Linked DNA regions of Homo sapiens: region 2 is linked to region 1. Evidence: chromatin loops called from intact Hi-C (ENCODE). Cell type or tissue: mesothelial cell of epicardium. All regions are shown on one strand.

What was found. A loop is a pair of places that touch in the nucleus more often than their neighbours do. Peaks named below come from ENCODE experiments on the same cell type or tissue, not always from the same donor. Only the 100,000 strongest peaks of a DNase experiment are listed, where the experiment ranks them.
Region 2: it touches region 1 in a loop (20-fold over the local background); 1 of 110 quality-filtered maps calls a loop at or near these places.

What each region holds. Positions count from the first base shown.
Region 1 is chr19:13,364,341-13,368,340 of GRCh38, reverse strand. CACNA1A (calcium voltage-gated channel subunit alpha1 A) reads left to right here. Exons shown (of 47, transcript NM_001127222.2): 5 at 2,872-3,024. Among named protein-coding and RNA genes, the nearest start is that of CACNA1A, 140 kb to the left of the region's middle. In mesothelial cell of epicardium, a CTCF peak has its summit at 1,631 (motif pointing left); no DNase peak of the experiment used is centred here.
Region 2 is chr19:13,180,060-13,184,059 of GRCh38, reverse strand. No RefSeq gene overlaps it. Among named protein-coding and RNA genes, the nearest start is that of IER2, 32 kb to the right of the region's middle. RefSeq lists an enhancer at 2,057-2,116. In mesothelial cell of epicardium, no CTCF peak of the experiment used is centred here; DNase peaks (open chromatin) are centred at 1,811 and 2,079.

The DNA of each region.
Region 1 (4,000 bases):
AAGCCAATGATAGGCAGAGAAATACTAACTAAGGCTCTTGCTCTGTCGCCAGGCTGGAGTGCAGTGGTGCAATCACAGCTCAGTACAGCCTCAACCTCCCCAGACTCAAGCAATCCTACCATCTCAGCCTCCCAAATAGCTGGGACTCCAGGCACACAGCACCATGCCCAGTTAATTTTTTTGTATTTTGTAGAGACAGGGTTTCACCACGCTGCTCAGGCTGGTCTCAAACTCCTGAGTTCAAGTGATCCACCCGCCTCAGCCTCCCAAAGTGCTGGGATTACAGGTGTGAGCCACCACGCTTGGCCAGCTATTATTATTATTAACATTCTTCGAGTCTTACAACAGTGGAACTTTTAGTGCAGGATGCGAATTTCAGTATTAACCCCTTCCTCTCCCAAAAGGATTTGAAGCCCAGAGTAATTCAGCCGCCATGAATGAACCATTTGTTAGATGAGAGGCTACTGGAGGCTGAGCTTGGTAGGATAAGAGCTTGCATGGGGTCCCTGATTGATGACAATACCCCCAGATTTAGGTCTTCAGATGCCCAGTTGGGTGTGTCTTCTGTTCCACTGTGTCCCTTCGGGGACTGTTCCCTGCCTTCTTTCTTTTTGAGATGGAATCTCGCACTTTCACCCAGGCTGGAGTGCAATGGCGTGATCTCAGCTCACTGCAAGCTCCACCTCCCGGGTTCACACCATTCTCCTGCCTCAGCCTCCCGAGTAGCCAGGACTACAGGTGCCCGCCACCACGCCCAGCTAATTTTTTTGTATTTTTAGTAGAGACGGGGTTTCACCATATTAGCCAGGATGGTCTCGATCTCCTGACCTCGTGATCTGCCCGCCTCGGCCTCCCAAAGTGCTGGGATTACAGGCGTGAGCCACCACACCTGGCCCCCTGCCTTCTTATTCACCACCATCTTTCTGAATTGGGTTGCTCAGAACAGAGAAAGCAACATCAGCACATGGGCAAACATGGGGCTTCATTTCAGATGGACCTGGGTTCAAATCCTAGTTCTGCCTTTTTTTTTTTTTTTTTTTTTTTTTGAGACAGAGTCTTGCTCTGTCACCCAGACTGGAGTACAGTGGCGTCATCTTGGCTCACTGCAACCTCTGCCTCCCAAGTTCAAGCAATTCTCCTTCCTCAGCCTCCCAAGTAGCTGGGATTACAGGCGCTGGCCACCATGCCCAGATAATTTTTTGTATTTTTAGTAGAGATGGGGTTTCACCATGTTGGCCAGACTTGTCTTGAACTCCTGACCTCGTTAATCCGCTGGCCTCGGCTTCCCAAAGTGCTGGGATTAGAGGCGTGAACCGCCGCCGCGCCCTGCCTAGTTCTGCCATTTCTCATGCATTCTCTGGGTGAATCACAGCATCTCTGTTAGCCTTGCTTCCCACTTCTGTAAAATGAGAGTGACTTTACATGTATGGCCACCTCAGGGGCTTGTCACTAGAAGCCAGTGAAATAATGTTGAGTCTGGTTCCTTGGGGTTGAAATTGGGACCGCCAACCGCTTTCCTACCCAGAGCAGCAACTAGCCTATATGGCGGCCTTTTATGAATGAGGAAAAGACACCGCCTCTTGGCAGAAAAAAAAAATTAAGAAAATGGCTCCCTCTTCTGGGTGCAAGTTGCCCAACACCCAGGAATATGGCTCCAAAAGCAATGGACTCCCACCCCTTTCTTGCCCAAAAGATCATCAAATGGAACAGCATGTCAAATACCTTTATTAAGTACTTTAAAGTTGGCTGGGCTCTGTGGCTCATGCCTGTAATCCCAGAACTTTGGGAGGCAGAGGCTGGAAGATCGCTTGAGGTCAGGAGTTCGAGACCAGCCTGGATAACATAGTGAGACCCTGTCTCTATAAAATATATATATAGATTTATTTGAGACAGCGTCTTGCTCTGCCACTCAGGCTGGGGCGCAGTGGCACAATCATAGCTCACTGCAGCCTTAACGATCCTCCTGCCTCAGTCCCTAGAGTAGCTAGGACTACAGGCATGCACCATCATGCCTGGCTAATTAAAATAAATAAATAAATAAATACTTTAAAGTTAAAAGTGCTTTTTAAAAAATAATAAGGCCAGGCGTGGAGACTCACGTCTGTAATCCCAGAACTTTGGAAGACCGAGGCGGGTGGATCACGAGGTCAGGAGATCGAGACCATCCTGGCTAACACGGTGAAACCCTGTCTCCACTAAAAATATGAAAAATTAGCTGGGCCTACTCGGGAGGCTGAGGCAGGAGAATGGCGTAAACCTGGGAGGCGGAGCTTGCAGTGAGCCGAGATGGCACCACTGCACTCCAGCCTGGGCGATATAACAAGACTCTGTCTCAAAAAAAATAAATAAAATAAATAATAATAATAATAGGGGCCAGGTATGGTGGCTCACACCTATAATCCTAGCACTTTAGGAGGCTGAGGAGTTTGAGTCCTTGGAGACCAGGGGTTTCAGGCCAGCCTGGGCAACATAGCAAGACCCCATCTCTACAAACAAGTTTTAAAACTTAGCCAGGCATGGTGGTGCATGCCTGTAGTCCTAGCTATTGCAGGGACTGAGGCAGGAGGATCACCTGAGCCCAGGAGGTTGAGGCTGCAGTGAGCTGTGATTGTGCCACTGCACTCCAGCCTGGGCAGCAGTGCAAAACCCTGTCTCAAAGGAAAAAAAAAACCTAGGAAGTGTTGTTCCCATGATAAGGATCAGCCTCCGTGTGGTGCTTCCTTCACCATTGCCCAATCCCCAGGCTCCTGGGTGCTTAATGTTCCCTCAGGAACACACCTGCTTTGTCTGGGAGAGACCTGGGCGTCTTGGTGGCGGGGTTTGGGGGTACTTGCTCATGGGCTTATGGGGCCTCTCTCTGTGTCCCCCCAGGTTTACAAGTCGTCCTGAAGTCGATCATGAAGGCGATGATCCCTTTGCTGCAGATCGGCCTCCTCCTATTTTTTGCAATCCTTATTTTTGCAATCATAGGGTTAGAATTTTATATGGGAAAATTTCATACCACCTGCTTTGAAGAGGGGACAGGTAGGTCCACGGAGCATGATGCATCTTTCCAGTTTTCTCCTTCAGGGACAAGCTCTTGGGAGGATTAGGCAGGGGTGTGCTTCTTTCTCCTGGCAGCTGGGAGGACCGTCTCCTTCAGAGAGCACTACAGGAGAGGCAGTGAGTGAAATAGCCTCTGAGATCTTAGCTGTTGAAAGGGGTGGGGTTCCACAGAAGGTGACCCAGCAGAGAAAGAGTTTATTTGGGAATGATCCCAGGAAGCACCATCGGGGGAATGAGGAAGTGAGCAGAGAAAGAAGGGATCTTTTAAAGAGTGTGCTATCAAGCGGGTTACCACTTAAAACTGGGACTGGATCCCCCTGGGCACCTCTGGGAGACAGCAAAGAACACACAACTCAGCTGGTCACGGTGGCTCACGCCTGTAATCCCAGCACTTTGGGGGGCCAAGGCGGGTGGATCACCTGAGATCAGGAGTCAGAGACCATCCTGGCCAACATGGTGAAACCCCATCTGTACTAAAAAATACAAAAATTAGCTGGGTGTGGTGGCAGGCACCTGTAGTCCCAATTACTCAGGAGGCTGAGGCAGGAGAATCACTTGAACCCGGGAGGCAGAAGTTGCAGTGAGCCAAGATCACACCACTGCACTCCAGCCTGGCGAAAGAGTGAGACTCCATCTCAAATAAATAAATAAATAAAAATATAAATAAAAAAAGAACACACACCTCAGAGCCGTCCCAGCCAAGGGGCAAGGGAGCTGGGGTATTTATACACTGGCTTCTTTTTGACATTGGTGAGGACTGCTCCTAGAGTGGGAATTAATGCCTGGCACATCTGGCTGAGTGGAACAGGTATTCTGGGTGCTTTCAGACCTCGACCAGTCCTGACTTCTAAAGCAAGCAAGAAGTGGGGAGAGTTGGGCCAGAAAAGGGTTATTGCCTCAATGCATTGTGAGTGGTACCTTGTGGAAGGTGAGAGACAGAGAAGATTCCAGGCAC
Region 2 (4,000 bases), 180 kb after region 1:
ATTGCTTGAGCCCAGGAGTTTGAGGCTGCATTGAGCAATAGTCATGCCACTGGACTCCAGCCTGGGAGACAGAGCAAGACCCCATCTCTAATAAATAAATAAATAGGAAAAGGCCATGAATGTGTCCCTCTGGGAGGAGGCGGGTGCCTCAGAATCCTGCAGGAGTTACCAGCTGTTAAGCGAGGTCACTGCATAAGCCTGGGGGGCTATCACCGGCCCTCAGCTCCCTGTGGGAACTCCTGAGTTGGGGGCCACCCACAGGGCTTCTCATGGGGTGCAGAGCTGGGCAGGGATGGGGGAGGGCAGCTTAGGCAGCGAGCACCCAGGGTCCACTGGGACCAGCCCAACAGGGCTTCTCAGGGAGACGCTCCCAGCATCTCAGGGAGGACCCCTTCAGGCCTTGCTCTGAACCATTCATCCTGGTGAGGACCCAGCAGTGGAGGTGGAGAGAGTATGCTTTATTTATTATATTTACTTTGATTTGTTTTAAGATGGAGTCTAGCTCTGTTGCCCAGGCTAGAGTGTAGTGGCGGGATCTTGGCTCACTGCAACCTCTGCCTCCCAGGTTCCAGCGATTCTCCTGCCTTAGCCTCCTGAGTAGCTGGGATTACAGGGACCTCCCAACATCATGCCCGGCTAATTTTTGTATTTTTAGTAGAGACGGGGGTTTCACCATGTTGGCCAGGCTGGTCTCGAACTCCTGACCTCAAGTGATCTGCCCACCTCAGCCTCCCAAAGTGCTGAGATTACAAGTGTGAGCCACCATGCCCGGCTTTATTTATTTATTTATTTAATTTATTTTTTGAGATGGAGTCTCGCTCCATCGCCCAGCCTGGAGTGCAGTGGTGCGATCTCGGCTCACTGCAAGCTCCGCCTCCCAGGTTCATGCCATTCTCCTGCCTCAGCCTCCCGAGTAGCTGGGACTACAGGCGCCCGCCACCACACCTGGCTAATTTTTTGTATTTTTAGTAGAGATGGGGTTTCACCGTGTTAGCCAGGATGGTCTCGATCTCCTGACCTCGTGATCCATCTGCCTCGGCCTCCCAAAGTGCTGAGATTACAGGCGTGAGCCACCGCGCCCGGCCTATTTATTTATTTTTTAGTCAGGATCTCTCTGTCACCCAGGCTAGTGCAGTGGCACGAGCATAGCTCACTGCAACTTCGATCTTCTGGGCTCAAGCAATCCTCCCTCCCCAGCCTCCCAAGTAGCTGGGACTACAGGTATCAGCCACTGCACCCAGCTAAGTAAAATATATATATATTTGTAGGGCTGGGCACAGTGCCTCCCGCTTGTAATCCCAGCACCTTGTGAGGCCGAGGGGGGCAGATCACCTGAGGTCAGGAGTTCAAGACTAGCCTGACCAACATGGTGAAACCTCATCTCTACTAAAAATACAAAATTAGCTGGGCGTGGTGGCACAAGCCTGTAATCCCAGCTACTCAGGAGACTGAAGCAGGAGAAAAAATATGTATATATATAATCGCTATATATATATAATCGCTATACATATATATATACACATAATCGCTATATATATATATATATATGTAAAGATGGGGTCTCACTATGTTGCCTAGGCTGGTCTTGAATCCCTGAGCTCCAGTGACCCTCCCACCTCAGCCTTCCAACCTCAGCTTCCTCCAACCTCAGTGTTGAGAATATAGGTGTGAACCATGGTGCCAGTGTCTTAAAATATAGCTCTGCAACACCTGACACTGCAGGGCTATGGCCCCGGGCTGCATGCCGTCAGTGCCAATGGAAGGAAGCTAACAGCCACCCCTGACCCGACTATCCTCCCTCGGCGCCGGGGTTTCAGACGCCTCCGCCTCTTGGTCCCTTCCTTCAAAGCCTCAAACAGCCCACTGACAGGCCCAGGCTCAGAGGTCCAGGCTTTCTGTAAATGTGAGATATAAAAAGAACCGTGGGGTAGAAATGGCCCCCAGCTTGCTAACACATGCCACCCCCACGCTGCCCACAGCACCACAAACACCCCCCCACACACAGATGTGCGCTCGTGCGCCTACATGCAGACACACGGTGACAAGCCCGCATTTAGAATCAGGGAGAAGGAGGCCAGCCAGCTGGGAGGAAGCCAAGCCTGACTTTATGAGGAAGGCCTCTCTCCTCAGGCAGAGCTGGCCCCTGGAAATGGTAAATCCTGTGGCTTCCCTAGCTAAAGTGGGTCAAGCCTACACTAGGAATTCACCTCCTAGCAAGGACACAAGGACACTGTTAGGCCCTGGCTACCAGGCCCTGGCAGGACTCAGCCCAAGACCGGCCTTTCTGGACTTTTTTTTTTTTTTTTTTTTTTTTTTGCAGACAGGGTCTTGCTCTGTCACCCAGGCTGGAAAGCAGTGGCACGATCATAGCTCACTGCAGCTGCAGCCTTGACCTCCTGGGATCAAGCGACCCTCCTGCCTTGGCCTCCCAAAGTGCTGGGATTGAGAGCCCCCTTCCCCAGGCCTTCCCAGGCTTTGTTACTTTTTATTTTTATTATTATTATTTTTTAAGTCTCGTTCTGTCTCCCAGACAGACAGTGGTGCCATCTCAGCTCACTGCAACCTCCGCCTTCTGGGTTCAAGCGATTCTCCTGCCTCAGCCTCCTGAGTAGCTGGGATTACAGGCACCTGCCACCACGCCCAGCTAATTTTTGTACTTTTAGTAGATACAGGGTTTCACCGTGTTGGCCAGGCTTGTCTTGAACCCCTGACCTCAGGTGATCTGCCCGCCTCGGCCTCTGAAAGTGCTGGGATTACAGGCATGAGCCACCGCACCGGGCCCTTCCCAGGCTTTGAACGCACATGCAGGACGGCCAAGAATGTGACCATGGAGCCTCCACACCTCCCGTCCCTCCGTCCCACCTTCTCCTGGCCACATGGCTACACTTCTGCCTGGGGAGCCCATCTCTCTGTGCCCACTTCTCTGCCTCCAAAGACCCTTCTTCTTCTCTCTCAGTGTCTGCAGCCCCTACTCAGCCAGCCCCCTGAGATCTCGGCTCATGCACCCAACCCCACCTGCAGCCCAAGAGCTCCCTACACCCACCCAGAGCCACGAGGCATTCATCTCCTGCCTCAGCCCATCTATCCTCCCCAGCAGCGGACTGCATCCTTTGCCCACCCATTTGGAATTTTCTGCCGTTCCTTCAACTGTATTTTGAGCATCAGCTGAGGATCAAGCACAGGCCTGGGAGCTGGGAGTGCACAGTGCTGAGGAAGAAGGATCCTGTTCCAGCCCTCAAGGGCTCACCATCAGATGGGGGAGGATCAATCAGCCCAGCCTACATCAACAAACCAAAAAGAGGCCAGGCGTGGTGGCTCACATCTGTAATCCCAGCACTTTGGGAGGCCGAGGCGGGCAGATCACCTGAGGTCAGGAGTTTGAGACCAGCCTGGCCAGCATGGTGAAACCCCATCTCTACTAAAAATACAAAAATGAGCCAGGCATGGTGGTAGGGGCCTGTAATCCCAGCTGCTCAGGAGGCTGAGGCAGGAGAATCTCTTGAACCCGAGAAGCAGAGGCTGGATTGAGCCGAGATCACACCACTGCACTCCAGCCTGGATGACAGAGCGAGACTGTGTCCCAAAAAAAAAAAGGAAAGCTCACTGGCTTAGAGACAGGAAGTAGAACAGTAGAAGGGGCTGGGGGTGTGCAGAGAATATTGATTTGATGTTTAACAGAGGTTGAGTTTCAGTTTGGGATGATGAAAGTATTCTGGGCCAGGCAAGGTGGCTCACGCCTGTAATCCCAGCACTTTCGGATGCCGAGGCGGGTAGATCACCTGAGGTCGGGAGTTCGAGACCAGCCTGGCCAACATGGGGAAACCCCATCTCTACTAAAAATACAAAAATTAGCCAGGCATGGTGATAGGTGCCTCCACACCCAGCTACTCGGGAGGCTGAGGCTCAAACATCGCTTGAACCCGGGAGGCAGAGGTTGCAGTGAGCTGAGATAGCATCACTGCACTCCAGCCTGGGAAATAGAGCAAAACTCTGTCTCATA